Regions from separate parts of the Homo sapiens genome. Here region 2 is linked to region 1. The links are chromatin contacts, found by Hi-C or POLR2A ChIA-PET in ENCODE. All regions are on one chromosome and are shown on one strand. The core of a region is the stretch at or near the end of the contact, and the rest is flanking DNA. Distances in the headings are between cores, read along the strand shown.

What was found. A loop is a pair of places that touch in the nucleus more often than their neighbours do. ChIA-PET counts read pairs that join two places held with the same protein, here RNA polymerase II (POLR2A). Pooled maps may share reads with other maps.
Region 2: a pooled map shows a loop between it and region 1 (2.3-fold over the local background). The contact joins the enhancer-like site here to the promoter of RNF38 in region 1. A Hi-C loop is called at or near these places in 3 of 50 pooled maps. POLR2A ChIA-PET finds 5 or more read pairs at or near these places in 3 of 52 experiments (CD4-positive, alpha-beta T cell, H1 and activated T-cell).

The regions. Positions count from the first base shown.
Region 1 is chr9:36,398,412-36,402,304 of GRCh38, forward strand. It overlaps RNF38 (ring finger protein 38), which reads right to left and starts at 1,858. Exons shown (of 12, transcript NM_022781.5): 1 at 1,686-1,858. The coding sequence starts at 1,697. LOC124902152 (a long non-coding RNA gene) reads right to left here. Exons shown (of 2, transcript XR_007061475.1): 1 at 3,483-3,893; 2 at 3,054-3,174. RefSeq lists an enhancer at 1,818-1,887 and silencers at 2,098-2,427, 2,458-2,917.
Region 2 is chr9:36,664,024-36,667,916 of GRCh38, forward strand. It overlaps MELK (maternal embryonic leucine zipper kinase), which reads left to right. Exons shown (of 18, transcript NM_014791.4): 14 at 1,327-1,558. Among named protein-coding and RNA genes, the nearest start is that of MELK, 93 kb to the left of the region's middle. RefSeq lists an enhancer at 2,041-2,140. Within about 2 kb of position 1,993, at least 3 of the 41 ENCODE cell types and tissues checked have a DNase peak (open chromatin) inside an H3K27ac peak, as active enhancers do.

The DNA of each region.
Region 1 (3,893 bases), core at 608-3,107:
AAAATTAAAAAAAAATTTTTTTAATGAAAGATGTAAGAGTTGGGAAGAGACTGTGTACATGACCCCTCTTCTTCATCTGTTTATTCTAAATTTCTCTCATTAATTTACTATATAGAGTTCAAGTATTAATGCTTTATCTCCTCTAGATAACGTCGTATTAATTAACGTTTGCTGATGAACTAGACAAGAACTATACTGTTCAAATCCATGTTTACAATCTGTTCGCTCTTTCCAGAGAAAAGGCTGTGAGTTAAGTAGAGTAAAATGGAAGTGAAAACTGTCTGACATGTTTTCTTAGCAGGAAAACCAAAACAAACACAACGCAACAATCAAGACTAATTAAGAACTACCTTTCCAGCAAGATGAATTACAAAATGGTGGTGGCCTAAACCAAACTAGAGGTAGTACAGAGAAATAGGTGGAATAAACTAGAAGACATAATCTTGACCAATAATCTTTCCATACTGAGCAAGTACCTAATCATTTCAGAAACTTTTATCATAAGAATTTCTCACCCACACTTTCCACTCACAGCCTCAAAAAAAGAAAGTGAGCACAAACAGAAACAGCCTAGGAATGTAACATGAATTAAAAGCCTCATCCAATGCTGTTGGCAGAGAGACAACAGATCTACACTCTACATTATGATGCTAACAGTCAGTTATGTCTGACTATGCCATCTTGTTTACTCTTCATCAAAAATTAGGTTATTTTAGTAGAGAAAATTCTCCTCAATATTCACCCAGAGTAATACTTGACAATTTAACTATAAAAACAAGATGGGCATATAAAGCCCAACAAGTATGGAAATACGAACTACCTTCTAGAATCACAGACGAAGTCAGAGGTGGAAAACCCACAGATTATTTAAGTCCAACTTTTTTTATATTTTACAGATGAGAGCCTGAGGCCCACATGACGAGTCTGTGGCAGAACTTATTCAACTATAGGCGCTAAGGCCTTCAAATCTCTTAGAAATAAGTCTTACAGAAATATCATAAAAATCAACTTAAAATTGAATGAACAATGTATGATTAGCAGGTTTGCAAAAGGTGAAATATACCATATTATAAATATATATAATATATTATATAATACCATATTATAAATAAATATATTATAAATATATATTTATAAACCCCAGAGAAAGGAGTATCTGAAGTGACACAATTCCCAGGTAAACTTCCAGTCAGAAATTTCATCTTTTTATTCCAAGTGTGTCCCAGCTTCCCACACCTGATCTGACATCTATATGTATGTGGTTTCGTATTATCTCTACAAAAGTTCTATTTCTTCCATTAGACGGTGTTCCCTGAAGATAGGAACAATTTTACTTCGATTCCAACTGTCCCTATAAAAGGGAATTTTTTTTAAAGCCTACATACAAGGTTTGTTTGCTATTGAAAAAAATTTACGGTAAATTTTCAAGTATAACAACACTCGCAATCAAGGCCAAACAGAATACAGCAGACTTGCAACTCTAAGGTAACAACTGTATTATGAGCTTTGTATACATTTAAGTTTTCATACGTTAAGTCCACCGCTTAAGAAAAAAGAAATGGCAATTCATATAATGGTGGCAATAATTACATGTGTGTGTTTCTACTTACGGTAGAATTAGCATACCCAACTTTTACTGAATAATAGCATATATCATTTTTGCAACACAAAGAAAAATACTTTACCTTACAAGCCATACAGACGTAAACAAAAACTTTATTTCTTTTTGGACCTCAATAACCTGAAACACTCCCGTTTCAAAAACCAACCTCTCTCACGCTTCAACCCTGAAAGGAAGAACTTGCATCCCCTGAGAACAAAACGCAGCCTATCCAGAAACCCACGGAAGCAGAAGGACGCCAGAGAGGACCCTTTCGACCGGGTTCCGCGTTCTCCTGGGTGACATCATTTCACCTGCGTCTCGGCAAAAAGGGAGGGAGCGAGAGAGCGAGGCCATCTGCCGGGCAGCGGGCCGGCGGCTCCGCGAGCTGAGACCGCGCCTCCTCGCCACCGCGGGAACAAAGAGCGCCGGGCGGCCGAGGCAAACCTTAGCCCAAGACTCGGGCGCGGCCCCGCAGGCTCTCAACGGCCCGCAGCCCGTCCCGCCCTCGCGCTGCAGCCAACGGCCGCGGCGGCCAGTACCTGCGAGGGGAGGCTCCGCCCTGCCGGGCAGCTCCCGCGGATCCTCGCTGGGCCGCCGCCTCCTATTGTGACTGCTCGCCCAGCCCGCGGCCAGCTCGCCAGATCCGCCGTCCGCGGGCCTCCTCACCCCCGGAACCCCGGCTCCAACTTAGGCACTGTCACTGCGCTTCCTTCCTCCCGGCACCATCACACGGGCCGCGCCAGGAAACGACGGCTGCACGCCCAGAGATGACAGAGTCGCCTAACGCCTCGGAGGCTCCATCCTCTCCGCCCCCACGCCCCAACCGACCGGGCCTCGGCCCCGTCCCGCAACACCGCACTAGGGGCCCGGCCCGGCCACGCCCCTCCCCGCCCCGCCGCGCCCCGCCGCACCCCGCCTCACCCCGCCTCGGCGATCACAGACCCGGGCTCCCTATGCGCCGGCGCACTGGCCTCCGCTGCGCGCGCAGGCGACTCCCCTCGCCGCTAGGCCGCGACACGCGCGGTCCTCCCACTTCTTGGGTCCGGGTCGCCCGTCCCACCCCGTCCCCTCGCCAGCACAAACCTAGCGAGCCCAGCGCGCCAGACCACCGGAGCGCTCCTCCCTTTTCCCCCAGGCTCCGCACCGCGCGCCGAACCCCCTTTGTTTCCACCCCGAGGGGGAAGGGGGCGGGGCGGGGCGGGGCGGGGCTGCGCGCGGCCCGGCGCACGACTCGGACCAGTTCCGGCAACAGAGCTCCGCGCGCAGCACCACTGCGCAGCCCCGCCCCAGCCCGCCCCCCGCTGCCCTGCGGACCGCAGGGCCCTGTTCCAATTCCTATAGATTTTCTCTTAGTAAATTGTTGCTACTGTTCCGTGCCTCCTACCTACAAAACTCCGCAATCAAACAGTAACTGACCTCACGTAGTTCTTACAGCATAAATGCATTCACGTGGCCCGAAAAGTAAGAATTTTTATTGCAGTACACAAAGGTGTCTCTCAATGCAGCAAGCCAACAGGTTCGAACCCAACTTGTCCGAGGCTTCCTTAAGTGTGACAGTTGCTCAGATGTCGCTTGGGGAGGGGAAATAAGAACAAAGATTGAAGCCGGCTTGGCTCCTGTCCTGATAATCACGATACAAGAGAGAAAATAAAAATTTCCACAAAAGCACAATCCATACAAGGAAAAAATAGTAAAGTGGTATCAGACTTAAGGAGAGAGGGCAGTCAAGAGGACATCATGGAAGGGGTGGACTTTTTAAAGCAGAAATTAGATGTTTCCCGCAAGGATGGTGATCATATTTTAGGGTGGTAGAGTAAAATTATTAAGGACCAGTCAACAGAAAACTCGGGTTTTCAAGTTCTAGTTCTTTTGGCATTACTTAAACCAGTCTCTCTTTCCCTCTCTGGGCCTCAGCTGCAACCAGTAGAAAATGGGGGAAATCAGAGTAAATGTTGTTTCAGGACCTTCTGGACCTTGGACATTCTCTTTATGAACAACACTATATGGTAATTATTTATGTACACTTGTCTCCCATATCAGACTGAGCACCCAGACTCTGTTGGGACTGTGTAAACTAAACCCAAGGCCCAAGTCTAGTGCCAGAAACACAAGAGAAGGTGTTTAGCAACTGCTGAATCAAAGTTCCAGCAATAACATCATAGGTTTTGGAATTCCAGGACAAACAAAGAGAAGCTGGAAAGAGGTATTAGGTCCCTATGAACATATCCACCCCAAACCCATACTCGAATTATGTAACCCAGTTAACCAGCTGGCTGGCTCTCTCCCAAAG
Region 2 (3,893 bases), core at 743-3,242, 270 kb after region 1:
TGTCTTTTTCTGTCTTGGCTACATTCAGAGTTATTTCGGATTTATATTTCTATTAAAATATCTCTATTTCTTTTATTCTGTTATTTGACATGTGCATTGCACTTTTCATTTTTATCATGTTTTTATTTCTAGAAGTTTTTATTCTTTTTCAAATCTATTTGAACAGTTTTGGTAGTCTTTTGTTCTTTACTCATGTTTTTGTTTCACTATTTTAAACATGCAAACATACTTATTTATGTTCTGTATTTGATAATTTTAATATCTGAAATCTTTATGCTCATAGTGCTTGTGTCTTTTGGAATTTTTTATGTAGGTTTATTTTTCTTTGAACTCTATGGGAATTATCTGAGGCTTGGGTTAAGGGCTTGAGTTGGGTTGGAGTGAAGCTTTTCTTTCAGGTAGGAGTTGTGCGTGCTTCTACCAGGTTCCTGGGGCACAACTTAGCATAGGACTACTTTAAGTTAAATTTAGGCTTGAGGTTTCTGGGACCATGCAGGTTGTATTAATTTGGACCTTTATTTATCTGAAGACTGGCCTGTGTTTACTTACAAATTATTAAAAGAAACTTCATTTTTCTCCTCCCTCAGAACCAAGACCAAGACACCCTTTTTCTTGCCTATTCCCTTTGAAGAGCAGATTTATATTTAACTCAGCCTTTAATTTTAGCTATAGCCCTTCCTGGCTTTACATGGGAGCTTTGGTTCTAACTCACCACCTTGCAGAGGCCCAAGGCTTCTGTGGCTGTAGAAACACATGCTATAGGTTATCAGAGGCAGAAGATAGCTGCCCTTAGGGCAGCAGAGAGTTTCAGCCTTGGTTACTCCTTTGGATTCATTCTCATGTTTTTAGTTTGGCCTCTCAGGATTTTACTTACTCTCTTGCAAGCTCAACCATAAATTTAAAAGGATTAAAAAGTATTTTTTATCCAATATTTCTGTTAGAGTAGTTTAACATGTTTTTTCTGCCCTAATTGCTGACTAAACTTTTTTTTTGGTACATGTCAGAGGCAAGCCGTGACTATCTAGGTATGGAAAGCATTTCTTAGTGATTGATTTGTGGCCATTCACAATATTGCCTAGGATCTGAGTATGTGTATACACTCAGCCTGTATCATGTTGAAAATTACTGTCAATAGAACAGACTAAAGTGATCTACATGTATTAAAGAAAACTATATATTTTCAAATTTCCTAATGTCAATAATATCCTTTTGATAATTCATTTTAATAAAAATAGTACAAGGTAGTTTGCAAATGATCAAGGAATGTTGTAAAGAAATTGACTTTTCTTCTTCAGTGTGCTTTATCTAGTAACTTTTTTTTTCCAGTTTACCAAGTACTGGACAGAATCAAATGGGGTGGAATCTAAATCATTAACTCCAGCCTTATGCAGAACACCTGCAAATAAATTAAAGAACAAAGAAAATGTATATACTCCTAAGTCTGCTGTAAAGAATGAAGAGTACTTTATGTTTCCTGAGCCAAAGACTCCAGTTAATAAGAACCAGCATAAGAGAGAAATACTCACTACGCCAAATCGTTACACTACACCCTCAAAAGGTATTTGCTAAGTGAATTAAGCAGTAAGAAGTTTCATTTTTCTTACCATGTTAAGTAAACATATAGCAGGTCAGAAATGACTAGCATTGCTTTCAGGAATTTCTAGGAGAAGTGAAGCTGTTTTTTATCATGTCATTTGCATTAGTTAAAATGAAAGCATATTTGTCAATTTCAATTTATTCTCAAATGATACCAAGTTTTTCCTCTTTTTCACGTTTATAAAATTGAATCATAGCATCCTAGGATATCAAAGCTGAAAGGCAAGTTAGAGCTCATTTAATCCAACTCCCTTTTTCACAGCTAAGAAACCTGAGACTCAGAAGGAGTGAAGTGATTTGCCCAAGGTCATATACCCAGGTTTAGACCTTTCATGCCCATTTACCCCGACTTATGACTCAAGCTGACGCCTCCGCTGAGCCTTTACTTATCTGGATCTCCAGTTGTGGTGTCTGGTCCTGTTCTGCCCTATGGTATTACTGCCTGTCCTCAGCAGGCAGGGTGAATCCATGATGCCCTTCCAGATATCTGTCTTTGTCCAGTTATCACAACTTCCTCATTTCCCTTGGTTTCCTCTTCAATTTAGTCATGAGCAGTTATTTAAACCATTTCCTTTATGATACTTCACTGTTTTGGTTGCTGGCCTCATCTGGACACATTCTATTTGATCAGACTGCCTCTTAGAATACAGTGCCTAGAACTAAACTGAGTTTTCTAGACTAGGTCTCACTAGGGTAGAGTGGTAAGTGTCATGACAGTAGAGACTCTCTGCCTTGTTTATTGCAGCATGGCATGGTCTGTAGTAGGGGCCATACCTGTCTGGTACATAGTACACAGTACTAGACCTGATGCCTAGTACATAATAGGGGCCATATTTATGTAATGAATTAATAAATTAGAGCCCAAAGGAATTTTATTTACAGTGATCCTGTTTATGTCACTTTAAAAAATGTTACCTAAACTTTATTAGCCTTTTTCCCCCCACCAATTGTGACCTTCTCAAGTTTCAAGATTCTAACAAACCTAAACTCTGGAGCATTGCCATGTGAACTGCTGGGAAACCACATCCTGCCATTGTGCTTCTAGTGTACTAATGGAGCTCATAGCCAGTTTGAGGGGTTAACTTCTTGTCTATAAAGATATTACGGAAGACTTTGCCAGAATATTTGCTAGAAGTCCCATTTTTATGTTAACGTCATTTTCCATTTCATCAACTCAAATAACACTTTCCGCCAAAATGTGAGGCCAGTTTGGTGTCCTGATGATGTCTGTGTTTGTGTGTGTGTGTGTGTGTGTGTGTGTGTGTGTGTGTGTGTGTGTGTGTGTGTGATGGTGTGTGTGTGGGGGGGTGCGGTGGCGCTGCCTGTGGTTGTTATGAGAATTCAGTGAGATAGCCTCTACCCTGCAATGGTAGCTGCTATTGCATTCTTTCCCAATGAAAGGGTCTCTTTCTGTTCTGTTGTTTCTCTTACTGTAAATACAGTACCCTTTGTGACTCATGAGATTGGGCAGGGAGATAAAACGGACCTCAGCTCACCTTAGCTCATTCAACGATCTTTTTTTTCCCCTTTTTTTCTTTTTTTTTTAATTTCTTTGAGTTGGAGTCTTGCTCTGTTGCCCAGGCTGGAGTGCAGTGGTGCGATCTCGGCTCACTGCAACCTCTGCCTCCTGGGTTCAAGCGATTCTCCTGCCTCAGCCTCCCTAGTAGCTGGGATTACAGGCGCCTGCTACCACGCTCAGCTAATTTTCGTATTTTTAGTGAAGACAGGGCTTCACCATATTGGTCAGGCTGGTCTCAAACTCCTGACCTCAGGTGATCTGCCCTCTTCAGCCTCCCAAATTTCTGGGATTATAGGCGTGGGCCATTGTGCCCGGCCCAGGGCTTTTTTATTTAAAAAAAATTTTAATGCCATAATCCCTTCCATTATTGACATTTTTTACTTTTTGTGTAACTCTGAAGGTTTTGCAATATGGGTAGTTTGGAATTTATTTTATAATCTTGAAATATTATCAGTTGACATATGTTGTCATGACGAGAAAGATTGTGTTGGTCAAAGCTATTATTGGTTGTTTCTTTTTAAACACGAGCCACTTAAGGAAGCAAGTGGCTGAAGCCATGATTGTTAGCTTCCACTGGCACTTTGCATTTTTCTTTCTTTTCTTTTTTCTCTTCTCTCCTCTTCTCTTCTCTTTTCTTCTTTTTTTTGAGACAGAGTTTCACTCTTGTTGCCCAGGCTGGAGTGCAGTGGCATGATCTTGCCTCACTGCAACCTTCGCCTCCCAGGTTCAAGAGATTCTCCTGCCTCAGCCTCCTGAGTAGCTGGGATTACAGGTGCGC